Regions from separate parts of the Mus musculus genome. Here region 2 is linked to region 1. The links are chromatin loops, found by intact Hi-C in ENCODE. Cell type or tissue: left cerebral cortex. All regions are shown on one strand. Each heading gives the region's core, and the rest is flanking DNA. Links, peaks and the distances in the headings are about the cores only.

Region 1 (7,737 bases), core at 1,650-6,649:
TGGGGCGGGTAGTCGGGGGTGAGTAGAGTGCACTAATTGGCTGCTGCTACAGTGGGGTCTGCCTCTTGCTATGCGGCAGGTGGAGCTCTCCCCCTGGGTTTGCTAGTGGCGTAGCCACCCATCAGTCTTTTCTCCCTCCCCGCCCATTGGATCTGGAGATCCCTAAAGCGGAGATCATTTGTCTCTGTGGTTCTCACAACAGTGTCTGAACACTTATCATGTGCCAGATGCCCCACTAAGTGCTTTTGTGTTTCATTATCTGAAGTGGATGGTGTTAGGACCCTCAGGGCTTATTTTAGTTACTTCGTCTGGGTTTCCTCTTGTTGTTTGAGATAGAGGTCTGTCTTAGGGTTTCTATTCCTGCACAAACATCACGACCAAGAAGCAAGTTGGGGAGGAAAGGGTTTATTCGGCTTACACTTCCATACTCTGTTCATCACCAAGGAAGTCAGGACTGGAACTCAAGAAGGTCAGAAAGCAGGAGCTGATGCAGAGGCCATGGAGGGATGTTCTTTACTGGCTTGCTTCCCCTGGCTTGCTCAGCCTGCTCTCTTATAGAACCCAAGACTACCAGCCCAGAGATGGTCCCACCCACAAAGGCCCTTTCCCCCTTGATCACTAATTGAGAAAATGCCGTACAGCTGGATCTCATGGAGGCATTTCCCCAACTGAAGCTCCTTTCTCTGTGATAACTCCAGCTGTGTCAAGTTGGCATAAAACTAGCCAGTACAATTGACCCCTTGTCAACACAAACACATCACTAGTAAGTCTCAACCCTTACATTCTTATTCATCCCCAAGATCTAAATAACTTTAAAATTTCAATCTCTTTAAAATATCCATTTCTTTTAAAACCCAAAGTCAAGCCGGGCATAGTGGCGCACGCCTTTAATCCCAGCACTTTGGAGGCAGAGGCAGGCGGATTTCTGAGTTCGAGGCCAGCCTGGTCTACAAAGTGAGTTCCCGGACAGCCAGGACTACACAGAGAAACCCTGTCTGGAAAAACTAAAAAAAACAAAACAAAACAAAAAAAAACAACCCAAAGTCTTTTTACAATTGAAAGTCTCTTAACTGTGAGCTCCACTAAAATAATTTCTTCCTTCAAGAGGGAAAAATATCAGGGCATAGTCACAATCAAAAGCAAAAATTAAACTCCAACTGTCCAATGTCTGGGATCCAATTCATGATCTTCTGGGCTCCTCCAAGGGCTTGGGTCACTTCTCCAGCCCTGTCTTTTGTAGCACACAGCTTTTCCTCCAGGCTCCAGATACCTGTACTTCACTGCTGCTGCTGCTCTTGGTGGTCATTCATGGTCCTGGCATTTCCAAAATACTGCATGACCCCTTCAGTCCTGGGCCATCAATTGCAGCTGAGGCTGCACCTTCATCAACGGCCTTCCATGGCCCGTCACAGTGCCGAGATTCAGCTGCTCTGCATAACCTCTTCAAAACCAGTACCACCTGGCTGACTCTTACACATTAACAAGTCCTGCTGCTGCACGAGGTACAACTTTGGCTATCTCCGGAACACACCCTCTTTGTGCACTCAGAAAACACTTCCCAGAAGATGACACCTCAATGATGCTGGTCTCTTCTTAATCACAGCTAATTTCTTAGCTCCAGCTAACCAGCATCAACAGTCCCAGTAATGCAAAGTTTTCTCTTTAGTAGTTCTGGTATCTTGTTAATCACAGCTGATTCTTCAGCCCCAGCTAACCAGAACCACAGAATCTTCACAATCAAAATAGCAATGGCCCTGATAAAAGTCTTTAATCTTCCCTCTGAAATTTCACAAGCCAGGCCTCCATCTTCTGCACTGTTCTCAACATTATCTTCCAAGCTCCTACACAACATCTGACAGAGCTCTTAACACCAAATGGATCTTCTGGCCCAAAGTTCCAAAGTCCTTCCACAGTCCTCCCCAAAACAAGGTCAAGTTGTCACAGGAATACCCCACTCCTGGTACCAATTTGTCTTAGTCAGGGTTTCTATTCCTACACAAACATCATGATCAAGAAGCAAGTTGGAGAGGAAAGGGCTTATTCGGCTTACACTTCTCCTTTCTCTGGGATAACTCCAGCTGTGTCAAGTTGACACAAAACTAGCCAGTACAGGGTCTCACTCTGTAGTCCAGGTTGGCTTTGAACTTACAACCATCTTGCCTCAGTTTTCTGCACGTTGAGATTACAGATGTGTCCCATGCCTTTCTTCTTAGTTTTGAGATGAAGAGAACGATTAAACAACTCATTTGAGTCACACAGCAACTGAATGGCAGATTGCTGATATAGGCAAGTTGACTCTAGAACCTTCCCCTTGCCAGTCTCCCATGCTAGAACCTTCCCCTTGCCAGTCTCCTATGCCACCTCAGTGGCCTTTCTTCTTTTGCTTAGAAAGGTAGGGGAGAAAGCTCTATGGGGTTTACTTCAATGTACAACAGTAACCTGCAGGCCAATGGAACTGTATTGTGTTTGGGGTCTGATTTTGTAAATAAGTACTCATTACAACCCTGGGACAGTTACTAAATGTGCTTGTTTCTTACCCAAAACAGGGGCAATTTCCTGGGTTATTGTGAAGGCAAATTGATGTGTTCTTACAGTAAACCCAGGAACATGCGTTTGCTAGGCAATGGGTGGGTCTCTCACTCTTTATAAATCAATATCCACCTCTCTATCTGTGTATGTGCCGCATGCATGTTTGGTGCTCGTGGGGGACAGACGTGAACACTGGAACCCCTGGAACTGTAGTTAAGGAAGGTTGGAAGCAGCCACGCGGATGCTGGGAAAGCAAATCTGGTTCCGCTGCAGGAGCAGCAAATGCCCGTAACCACCAGGCGCCTCTTCAGCCCCTGTAGTAGGTTTTTTTTTTTTTTAAGATTTATTTATTTATTTTATGTATATGAGTACACTGTAGCTGTACAGATGGTTGTGAGCCTTCATGTGGGTGTTGGGAATTCAATTTTTAGGACCTCTGCTTTCTCGGGTCCATCCCGCTCACTCAGCCCCTGCTTGCTCCTGCCCAAAGATTTATTTATTATTATTATAATACATAAATACACTGTAGCTGAATTCAGACGCACCAGAAGAGGGTGTCAGATCTCATTATGGGTGGTTGTGAGCCACCATGTGGTTGCTGGGATTTGAACTCAGGACCTTCGGAAGAGCAGTCAATGCTCTTACCCACTGAGCCATCTCCCCAGTCCTGTAGTAGTTATTTTTGAGATAGGAACTCTCTGCATAGCTTAGGCTGGCCTCTAACTCATGATGCTCTTGCCTTATCATGATGCTTATTGCCAAGTGCTGGGGGTTACTGGTGTGCGCCGCCACAGCTGGTTCCCGTTTTGGCATTTAAAATATTTATTTATTTATTTATTATTATTTTATCTGCATATGGTGTGTGTGTGTGTGTGTGTGTGTGTGTGTGTGTGTGTGTGTGTGTAGGGCAGGGGATAGCTCTGTGGAGTTGGTTCTTTCCTGTGTGGATTCTAGAGACTGAATTCAGTTTGTCCGCTTATGAGACAAGTATTTTTATGACCTGAGCCATCTAAGTCGTCTGAGCGTCAGTATATTTGAGGTGGTGAGGAGGGTCTTGTTCCGGGCTTGTAGTACCTAGCTGTCTTGTTTCTTTCTTCTATTTAAATCTGAGTCTTTCTTGTCCTTGCCCAACTTGGTATTTTGAAAAAAGAAGCTTTAGTGAACTGGAAAGGTAACAGAGGCAACAGTGCCACCGTGTGGCCAGAGGTCAGCATTACTATGGTGAAAGGCTGGATCCTGGATCGTATTAACTGGTTCTCTTATTTATGTAGGAGCTTGCTGAACATTCCTCATGGATGGGCTAGTTTACTAAAGTCTCTAAGTAGAGTACAGCATAGTTGCTGCCATGGCTCCATTTTAAGGCTCTTAAGAGACTTGCGGTTGAGAGATTAAGCAATTTCTTCATGGTCATACAAAGAACAGAGACCAGACACAGAATGGGAACCTTCGGTAGCTTGCTCTTAGGTTCACAATTGCAATCATTTTCTATGTTACATCTGTTTCAAGTGGGGCAGAACCCCCAGTTTTAGACTCTTCTTAGACTCACATAATTTTATTTCTTCGTAGGCAATGTGCCCCAGGTGGGAGACAGAGAGCTGAGTCTAGGCACCAGCCCCTCTTTTTACCCTCAGTAACTCATGCTACTTTTCTGAGTTTACAGATGACAGGATGGTGATATTGGCCTCTTCGCCTTATAGTATCTTATAGGCTCCTTGCAGGACTCAATGAAGAGCTTGGAAAGCCCAAAGTCTGGTTTAAATGGCATAGTCCATTTTTTGGGCTACAACTGAATCCACAACCTGAGTAACTGATGCAGACAATGCATGACCCACAGATACCGTATCCACCTGTAGCCCATACATCTGTGGCCCACTCCAGATCTGAATACTGCCCTGACTCTTCCAAACTTAGCTTTTTAAGGCTGGAGATGTAGTTTAGTTGCTAGAATGAAGGACTAAGGACCCCAAAGCCTCAGGTGGCCGGAGAAACTCAGGCCGGGAAAGCTGACTTGATACCTGGGCTGTTAGGGAGTTTTGTTGAGTAGCAGCCTCTGCTGGGATCTACTGCTTTGAGCCTGCAGGGGAACTGACTTGGTGGCAACTTCCATCCCAACCCCATTCCACCCTATTCAACTCCCAAATGCCCTCCACCCCCAGGTACACAGCTGTCACTTCCACAGAGAGGCTGTGGCCCTCAGTTGTGCTGATTAAAGAATCCAGCTTCTGGAGATGCCTGCTGGCTTCTTGTTATTTCATGTTGCCCCTTTGATTTTGATCTAACACCCCTCACATGTACAAGGCTCTGTGTCTGATGCCTAACACCACATAAAGCTGGACATGGCGGCATGTGCCCGTGAGTCTAGCATTGGGGTGGCGGAGAGAGGAGGATCAGAGGTTCGTGGTCAGTCTTGGCAATACAGCAAATTTGAGACCATCCTGGGCCACTTAAGATCTTGTCAGAACAGTGTAAGAGAAGCTTCCACTTCGGCTGGCATCAGGATCCTCATTTTTTTTCTTCTCTAGCAGGACACTCCTGGAGAAATCCCAATTTAGAAAGGTCTGTTGTTTCAATAGTCTGAGACTTAAAGGAAGGGCACAGATAGCTCCTTAGGGTACCTCCATTTTTTTTCAGCATGATTGCATTGAGGGGGATCAGAAGAAGTGCTCTGTAGGCTTAAATTTTTCAAAGCCTACTTTTAATAAGGGTTCTCAGATGCTTCAATCTCCCTTCAAGCCCACTGCCCAAAGGTAGAGGAGAAAAGATGGTAAGTAGGACAAGGGGATGTGGACCTGTGTTGCAGGAAATATTTAAAAATGAGCCCTCCAACTCTCAGCAGGGTCAGGCCATGCTCCTGCACTCCTGCCGCTGCTGCCACTGCCGCTGCCAACTTTCCAGCTCTGCGAGGCCACAGGGCTCCCGCCCAGCCGTCTCTAGGATGGGGGACCCGAGTTCCTCTTTCTTCCAAGCAATGCCCCACAAACATCTCAATTACCCAGTAGAATCAAGACTTTTTTTTTCTTTTTCTTTTTTTTTTGGTTTTTTGAGACAGGGTTTCTCTGTGTAGCCCTGGCTGTCCTGGAACTCACTCTGTAGACCAGGCTGGCCTCGAACTCAGAAATCCGCCTGCCTCTGCCTCCCATGTGCTGGGATTAAAGGCGTGCGCCACCACACCCGGCGAATCAAGACTTTTAATGCTTAATTAGCCAATCAGATTTATGTATCAATAACACAATTTACACAATGTCAGTAAAATAATTTCAGAGCCAATTGATAATGATAAAGCTTTAACCCATTATTCTAATCTTTTGATAACACCACGTTGGCCTCCATACAGGTTCTCTCTCCTTATGAGACCTCTCTGCCTCTCTGTCTCTGTCTCTGTCTGCAACTCTTTGCTCCACCTCCCTTTTCTCTGTCCAATCATAGACCTCCTCTGCATTAATGTGATTGGACAGGGAAAATCCTGTGACGGACCTGTTTAGAAGTAGTTATTTGAGGGGTGATTCCAATCTTTGTTAGGATACCAGCAGTCCAGTTCAGTAGTGTCCGGATACCAAGCATGAATCAGCAGGAGGGGCACATCCACCAGAAACTTCCAGGACTCCTGCAAATCGGCACGAAACAGTAGAAGCAAACAGGACCACCAGCCGGAACACCAGGAGGAGTTCTCTGCTGTGTCCCTCTCAATGAAGCGAAGAGCAGAAAAGATGCAAGACCAACAGAGCGTTGCAAAGTGTACCTTCACTGTCAGTTGAGTCCTATTTATACTCTCTTCAAACATCACATGTTCTTCCACGCATCTTGCCTCAGCAAAACACCATGTGAGTCTGCATCACATGACAAAACCGGAAACTTCCACTTCAGGGCTCTTTGATCAGACTCTGCAATAGCAGAGGTTTAGGTTGAGACCTAAAACAAGCAGGCACTTCTGTCCCAGCATTGCCTCTCTCTGATAGCACCAAGCCCTTTTCTCCGTATGTTAATGAGCAACAGCTAGTCATTGGGAGTTTTAACCCAAACTTGGGGTCATTTCAGGATCCAGTCACTTATCCTTTATGCCATTAGAGCTGGTGGCATGGGACTGGCTCTTTTGCCTCAGGTCACTGGTAGCTGTGGCTCTCTAAACTAATCCTGCAGCAGATGATACATCATGTGTGCCCGATCAGGTCCTTGAAACTTGACTTGAGGGCCTCCCGTGAGAACCTGACTTTTCTATGTCAACTCCAGAGCACCTTGCTTTTCTTATACCAACTCCAGAGCTCACTAGAAAACATTGCCAGACTCTAGCTCAGCTGGTCTGTGGCCAGATTCTGATTGTATGGCCTCTTTACAAAGTGTCTGCATAAATCAGACATATAAGGTTCCCCACATTCTAACCCTGAAGTGGCTTAGTTCATTTATAAGAAGGGAACCTCCCCCTCTGCCACTCTACGTCATAGCCTGGACTCTCCTCAGAGCCTCTACCATACCCCTTGTCTGTGGAATTGGGGCCTGGACTCTCCTTAAGGACCATTCCATGCTATTTTGTGATAAAACTCTTCTAAGAAAACCTCTTAACAAAGGGAAGAATGTACCTCAGTGTCCCCTGCAACTCCAGGTGCCTTTCAATACCGTCACTGAATTAAGTTGTTTCCCATTTCATCAGAAAGCACCTCAGGGGTAAATTGAGACAGGGTTTCTCTGTGTAGCCCTGGCTGTCCTGGAAATCACTCTGTAGACCAGGCTGGCCTCCAACTCAGAAATCCACCTGCCTCTGCTTTCCCAAATGCTGGGATTAAAGGCGTGTGCCACCACGCCCGGCTCTATCTACTTATTTATTGTGAGCACCAGTGAGGGGTCCATGAGTAACTTTCAGGAACCACTTCTTTCAACAGGTGGGTCTTGGGGATTAAACTCAGGCTTAGTGGCAGGAGCCTTAATCTACTAAGCTATCTTCTCAGTCCCAGGCTGACCTTTAGTTAGAGACAGTTTATCACTGAGGCTGCCAGACAGTCGGGCCATCATTACCATGAGAAATATACTCTCAATCTGATGAACCACCTAAAGTTTTATATTATACTTTACTTAACACATGCGTGTACATGTACATACGTGTGTGTGTGTGTGTGTGTGTTATGTATGTATGTGTGTGTGTGTGTGTGTGTGTGTGTGTGTTATGTATGCTGGTGACCACAGAGGCCAGCAGAGGTCATCACACACCTAGAGCTG
Region 2 (7,737 bases), core at 979-5,978, 1.3 Mb before region 1:
CTGGTGCTCACCAGATCCCCTATAACTGAAGTTACAGGGTGTTCTTAACCTCCGTGTAGGTGCTGGGAGCCAATTTCAGGTCTTCTAAGAACAGTAAGAGCTCATAGCTATTGAACTATCTCTCCAGCTCCTTAACATTCCTCAAAATATTCCTATATAATAAGAGCACTGTCTGGAATTCTTGGTTCTCAGCTGGAGAGAAGCTTCAACTAGACTCCTCTCCCTCTCCTTATTTCCGTGATATCCCTGTCTCTCTGCTGCCCCAAAGGTCTCAGACTACTGACTGACTAGTAGCCCTGACTACTAGGGCTTTAGGGGCCTGATACCCATGCATGGCACAGAGACTGTTGGAGTAGAGGCTGCCAATTGCTGCGTTCTGTAAGCAACTGATGAAAATGAATGCTGTTACAAACCAGTGTCTAAAGACTCTCTTGCCCATCCATGGTTTCTATTCAGGTAGAGCAAAGTAGCCCTAGGCATCGGGTTAGGAACAGGAATAGGGACAGAAGCAGGAACAATACTTATAGAAACAATAGTTCAGGCCCAACAGGCAGAGTGGGCCAGCAGGGTTCCTTTTGGGGAGAGGAAGAGTCAGACGGAGCCCCAGCAGGAGACAAGAAAGAAAGAAAGAAAAGGGGCTCTAGATCAGTAGTTCTCAACCTGTGGTTCTCGACCCCTTTGGGACCATATGTCATATATTTACATTACAACCCATAATAGTCATAATATCAGTAAAATTAGAGTTATAAAAAAGCATCGAAATAATTTTATGGTTGGGGGTCACCACAGCACAAGGGCAGCAGCATTAGGAAGGCCAAGAACCACTGCTCTAGAGAATTAGTGCACACTCCACTTAACCACATAATATGGCTGACGTCATGATTCTTCTTCCTCACCGAGACAAAAATTTGGTGCTCTTCCTCCAGGGAACTGTTGTGTGATGAATGAACAAAGGAAGTACAAAGGACAAGGAAGGACAACGTGGCTGCTCCTGGGTATGATGGAGGGGGAAGTTTCTCAAAGGTAAAATGGAGTGCATAGTTAGAGACAAGGGCACCTGGGAGAGTCCAGGGTGGACAGGACCTGAGCAGGTCATGTGGGAAGAGGGGGAGGGGAAAGGAGCAGGGGGGTGAGGGGGGGAACTACGTGCAGCAGCCAGGAGGTCAAAGGTACGAAAGGAGGGGGGGATGGGGGGGGGGAGAACCAAAATACTTTGATTATTTAGGGAAGAGCAGCTCAGGCCCCTGGGCTGGAGAGTTTAGGGTAGGGGGTGGGGGATGCCAGGCAGGACAGTCCTGTAACAGGTAGGTGCTGGGGGACTGCAGGGAGAACCTGCCAACCAGATCAATTCTGATATGTTAAATAGGCATCTCAGCCTTTTGTCCCAGGTTTGAAACCTAACAAGCAGGACTTGGGGATGGGGGAGAAACAATCAGCTTCCCTCCCCCATTCTGGATTACCTAATCTCTGCACTAGTTTAAACCAGTCAGCCCCAACCGTATACAACCCCAACTCCAGGGCGACTTTTGGCTCCCTGCCAATTCCGAGGAGTCCTTCTCTGTGTGTTTTGCTCTATGTGTCCCGCTCCGGCTCGTACCACCCCCTCTGTTGTGTTTCTGATTTCAATAAAAGCTGCTGAGTGCTGAGCTCTTGCTTTTCCTTCTTTTTATTCTTGAAATTGGCCAGTAAAGGACTCTATTCCTGCAACCTTAGATGACCTCATGCCTTCTCAAGGTCTCAAGGTCTCAAAGTGAGGGAGGGCACGAGCCTGCAGCCCGGCTGGCTTTAGTTCCTGGGCAGCAGAGAGCATTCTGGGAAATGTCACATCCTGCATCCCTGGGTTCTGGAAACCTGACTGGGGCAGTGAGGGAATGAAAAAAAGGACACACACACACAGAGTTAAGCTGGGGTCAGGTAGATGTGAGATGTTCCTCAGTGTGCTGGACTTCTGCAGAATAAAACACTCTTTGCATTTACATACTATTTGAGCCCAGGGTATCATTCTTTGGGAAATCATTGACCCTTACATTTGGGGGCCTGTCTTAGTCAGGGTTTCTATTCTTGCACAAACACCATGTCCAAGAAGCAAGTTGGGGAGGAAAGAGTTTATTCAGCTTACACTTCCACATTGCTGTTCATCAGAGACTGGAAGTCAGGACTGGAACTCAAGCAGGTCAGGAAGCAGGAGCTGATGCAGAGGCCATGGGGGGATGTTCCTTACTGGCTTGCTTCCCCTGGCCTGCTCAGCCTGCTCTCTTATAGAACCCAAGACTCCCAGCCCAGGGATGGCACCACTCACAAGGGGCCCTTCCCCCTTGATCACTAATTGAGAAAATGCCTTACAGTTGGATCTCATGGAGGCATTTCCTCAACTGAGGCTCCTTTCTCTGTGATAACTCCAGCTTGTGTCAAGTTGACACAAAACCAGCCAGTACAGGGCCCATCCTGGATTTGCTGAAGACTCCCTGACCCAAATAGTGGAGTGTTTTTCAGATTGGTAAGCCCAGGCACCCTGTTGTCTTTGGTCTTGTCCATATCTGTTTCTGTTCTGGGTTTAATCTAGAGGCCAAAAGGGACAAAGTGGACACTTATTTTGTCACCTGGCCAGGGGCAATGGAGGATGCTCCCAGCCTCCTACTGGAAGCAGGAGAACTTGCTAGTTCTCATCTGGATTCTGAACCCACTGTGGGTCTATGGGCTTCCCATGTGCAGGGAGGAAGACTGCCTGAAACCGCTTTTTGTTTTGTTTTTGTTTTCCCGGGATTGTCCTTCTGTGTCTGTCTGTGTGTACGGTACCGTGTTTGTGCTTTTTGTCCTCACATACAATTTTTTCTTTGATTCCTAGAATGGGACAGGCACAAAGCATCCTACTGGGCTTGGTTCTGAACCATTTTAAGGACTTTTGCCAAGTCACAAAAACCGGGTCTGGTTGTTCATCCTCACAAACTAACCATCTTTTGCAGGAATGAATGGCCCACCTATGGCCTGAGGAGGGGGCTTTCCATCTCCCCACCATTTACAGGGTGATGATTTAGTTTATGAGGCTTGGGACCACCTGGACCAAGTGCTATATATCACTATGTGGCAATACCTGGTTGAGAAGCCCCCTGTTTGGATGAGAACTTTTTTGTTATGGGCCTTGCTGCTCCCCACCCTTCTTTCTCCGCCCCACCCTTGCTCTCCCTTTCTGCTCCTGAGGAGAATCTCTGTCCCCCTCCTTATGTTCCTGCTCCTGCTGCTGCTGCTGTCCCTGCCCAGCCAGCATAGGCAGAGGGAGGAGCAGCCCCTCTGCCTCTCCTGACTCCACTTGGAGTCCACCTCACACTTGGGCCTGTATGCCCAGAGAGAGGGCCAAATCTAATACAGCCTTATCACTCTGGGCTATGAGACCCCCAGATGCTCACGAGGCAGTTCACGACATATGTGTCATTTGCCTGTAATGAGCTTTACAATTGGAAGTTGCAGAACTCCCCATTTTTAGAAAGACCATCTGGTCTCACAGGTCTAGATGCAATCAGCCCTCACAGGTCTTCTGGATTCCATCGTGCTGACTCACCTGCCCACCTGGGAAGTCTGTCAGCAACTGCTCCAGGTCCTCTTTACGACAGAGGAGAGAGAGGATTGTGGGAGCCACCTGGAAATTGGCTCCAGGAGCAAGCGGGCTGCCCACTCAAGTCCAGGCTGATATGGATGCAGCCTTTCCTTTGACTCGACCTGATTGGGATTTTAACACTGCTGAAGGTAAGGAGAGGCTCCAGGTCTACCACCAGATTCTGATGGTGGCCTCCGAGAGCTGCCAGGTGGCCCACAAGTTTATCTAAGGTGAGTCAGGTGATGCAGGGAAAGAATGAGAGCCCCAGGGAATTCTAGAAAGACTTGTGACGCCTACAGGACCTATACTGCTTTTGACCTTTGACCAGAAGCCAGAGAACACCAGTCAGCTGTGAACATGGCTTTTGTGAACCAAACTGACCCTGACACCTGTTGGAAGCTTCAGCCACTGAATGGCTTTGTGGCCTGCCTCTGGCACCCAGGAGCCAGCCTCTATTTGCCTTTGAATGGCAAGACTTGGAGAGGGGCTTCAAGGGACAACTGACTTGGACACACACTTGCCTCAAGGATTCAAGAACCACCTCTGAGGAGGCAATGCATGAGGACTTGCTTGGTGAGTACTGGTGGGCCTACCCCCAAATATCTGTGCTCCAGTATGTATTGTGGACCCCCCAACTCGGAGACATGCCAGGAGGCCACTTGAGACATGTTACAGGAGCTGAGTCAGTAGTGCCAGGGAAATGTCAGTGATCCCCCAAAATACAGACAGGAGCCAATCTGGTGCAACTCACAGCTAGCTATTCAAGCTAATTCCCCCCCTCCCCCAATGCACTACCGTGGGACAATTTTGGTGGTGGGGGAGCCCTGAATGTCTATCCAGGAAAGGCTTTGTAGTAAGCAGCAAACAGGGAGTGAGTGTGCAAGCATCTAATTGGAAAGCTCCTGTGCCTTTCACATAATTGGCTGGTGCTGGGAGTCACATCATAAACTCTTTTTGTTTTTTTGTTTGTTTGTTTGTTTCGAGACAGGGTTTTTCTGTATAGCCCTGGCTATCCTGAAACTCTGTAGACCAGGCTCACCTCAAACTCAGAAATCCACCTGCCTCTGTCTCCCAAGGCATGCACCACCACTGTCTGGCTTACCATAAATTTTAATTTCTGCTCTCCTCTGCATTGGTGGTCATTAGGCCAGGGGTGAGATTGTAACTTAGAGGTGCAGATTTATTGGGGTAATAACCTGGAGATGCTGGTCTTGTTGGGGAATTAGCCTAGAGACTGGAGTTAGGCTTGAGTTTTGTTGGGGGACAACTTAGAAAGTTGCTAAGTACCAGCCTGTTAGTTTACCTGAGTTCAAACTTAGGTCAGGTTCTCTAAGATGGAGACTGAACTTAAAAGATTTGGCATCTCAAGTCAACTTGGCTACTGAGCGTCAACTAAGAAGGCCCAGCTTTGTCAACTTGAAGTCACCTATCTGGGGTACATATTCAAGGTGGGTCAGCCAACACATACTGTCAGATGCCTTGGAAGTAAACCATCTTTAGCATCCCAGTCCCATCAACCCTGGGACAAGTACGGGAATTTCTAGGATCTGCCTGGTTTTGTAGACTTTGGGTACCAGGGTTCACTGAGATAGCCAAAGTGTTATATGAGGCCTCCCAGGGCCAAAAAAGACAAAATAGAATGGACCCAGGAGATGGACATGGCTTTTAAGACTCTAGGAAGAGCCTCATTGGAGGTAGTGGCCTTGGCCCTCTGGGACATTTACAAACCTTTCCACCTGTATGTGGATCAGAGAAAGGGGATAGCAAAGGGGGTGCTCACCCAAATTTTGGGACCATGGAAAAGACCTGTGGCTTATTATCTAAGAAGCTGGATCTGATGGCCCAAGGATGGCCAGCCTGCCTCCAGATCATAGCTGCCACTGCCCAGCTAGTCAGGGATGCTGACAAAATAACTATGGGGCAGGAACTTGTTGTTACCACCCACCATGCTATTGAGGGGACCCTCAAGAATCCACACAGCTGGTGGCTGTCCAATGCCAGACTGTTGCAGTTTCAGGCTCTACTTTTGAATCCCTCTTGCATAAGATATAACCCATCATCTGCCATAAACCTAGTCACCTTGCTACCTGACCTGTGCTCAGATGTGCAGCATGATTGCTCTACAAGTTCTGGGGCACAGCCAGAACATCATGCTGGACTTGACTGACATACCCTGGCCAGACGGGAAATGGATCTACTTTATGCACAGGAGCAGCTTCATCCAGAATGAAATCAGGTATGCAGGGGCAGCTGTTATGGTCTTGGACTCTGGTATTTGGGCAACTGCTTTGCCAGTGGAAACTTCAAGTCTAGAAAGCTGAACTAAAGGCTAACCCAGGTTTTAAAACTGGCAAAAGGGGCATAGCTAATATCTACATTTATAGCAGATATGCCTTTGCTCATATACATGGGTCCATATACTAAGAGAGGGGATTATTGACTGTTGAAGGAAGAAAAAAATCAAAGATAAGGAAGGAATACTTGTTTTATTGGAGGCATTATGTCTTCCTCTCAAGGTGGCCCGGGCATCAGAAAGGGACATCAGAAATAGTCTGAGGGAACAGGCCAGCTGATAAAGCAGCAAGAGAGGCCACCCAAGTTTCCCCTGCCAACATCCTGGTAGCTTTGCAGCGCCCCCCACTCCCACCCCTACCCTGTGCCCCCAAAAATCCCGGTATATACTGCTGAAGACAGATGACATCAGGCGAAATGCTAAGGAGTTTATAGAAGAGATGGGTGGTTGCTGACTTCTGAAGCCTGCACCATCCTACCTAAGGAGTTTGCTAAGCAACTCATCCATCAGATTCATCAACCTTCACACTTGGTAACCAAACACTGAAGGAATTGCTGTGAGGGGCAAGGTACAAAATATTTGACTTAGGACAATGGTTGATCAGGTATTCTCAGTCTGTGCCACCTGCCAGGCTGTGAACTCCTCAGGCCTCAGTCAAGGAACTGCTCCAGGAACCAGAATCAGGGGTCAATGGCCAGAGGCTAATTGGGAAATAGATTATACAGAAATAAAACTAGGAACACAGTATTTGCTAGTTTTTATGGATACCTTTTCAGGATGGGTAGATGCCTACCCTATAAAGGAGACTGTCACTGTAGTGGCAAAGACGCTTCTGGAAGACATCATACCCAGGTATGGTTTGCCTACTGTACTGGCTGGTTTTATGTGCCAACTTGACACAGGTTGGAGTTATCACAGAGAAAGGAGCCTCAGTTGAAGAAATGCCTCCATGAGACCCAGATCTAAGGCATTTTTCTCAGCTAGTGATCAAGGGGAGAGGACCCAGCTCATTGTGGGAGGTGCCATCCCTTGGCTGGTAGTTTTGGGTTCTATAAGAGAGCAGGCTGAGCAAGCCAGGGGAAGCAAGCCAGTAAGGAACATCCCTCCATGGCCTCTGCATCAGCTCCTGCTTCCTGACCTGCTTGAGTTCCAGTCCTGACTTCCTTGGTGATGAACAGCAGTATGGAAGTGTAAGCTGAATAAACCCTTTCCTCCCCAACTTGTTTCTTGGTCATGATGCTTTGTGCAGGAATAGAAACCTGCTTGTGTTTGACAGTGAACCATCATCATTTATCTTTCAGGTAACTCAATCTCTAGCACAGGTTCTGAGGACCATTTGGAAATTACCTTGTGTATACAGACCCCAGAGTTCAGGGTAAGTAGAGAGGATGAATTGGATCCTGAAGGAAGCCCTGAACAAATTAACCCTTGAAACTGGTGGTGACTGGGTGTCTCTCCTACCTTATTCCTTATATAGGGCTAGGAATACCCCCTACACTTTAGGTCCCCTCACCCCTCTTTTGAGATCCTTTATGGAAGGCCCCCTTCCTTGCTGCCCAAACTCCAGTCTGATATCTTAGCTGAATATGACCAACATAAGTTTTTAACATCCTTGGAAGCCCTCCATAGGATCTGGAAGCAACTCTGGCCTGCCATCTGCCAGGTTTATGAGTCTGTTCCTCCCTTGACTGCCACTGATTAGAACCAGGTGAAGAGTCTGGATTAAGAGACATAACCACAAGACTCTGGAACATTGCTGGAAAGGACCTCACATTGTGATCCTGACCATGCCTCTGGCTGTTAAGGTGGACGTGATCAGGATGTGATGTACCACTCCCACGTTAAGCCTGCC

The links. Hi-C counts contacts between places; a loop is a spot of excess contacts. Peaks named below come from ENCODE experiments on the same cell type or tissue, not always from the same donor. Only the 100,000 strongest peaks of a DNase experiment are listed, where the experiment ranks them.
Region 2: a loop joins it to region 1, with 6 times the contacts of the local background. A loop is called at or near these places in 4 of 42 quality-filtered maps.

The regions. Positions count from the first base shown.
Region 1 is chr8:86,905,012-86,912,748 of GRCm38, forward strand. No RefSeq gene overlaps it. Among named protein-coding and RNA genes, the nearest start is that of Gm33391, 12 kb to the right of the region's middle. In left cerebral cortex, for the core only: a CTCF peak has its summit at 3,733 (motif pointing left); a DNase peak (open chromatin) is centred at 3,727.
Region 2 is chr8:85,594,051-85,601,787 of GRCm38, forward strand. No RefSeq gene overlaps it. Among named protein-coding and RNA genes, the nearest start is that of Gm51583, 23 kb to the left of the region's middle. In left cerebral cortex, for the core only: no CTCF peak of the experiment used is centred there; a DNase peak (open chromatin) is centred at 3,556.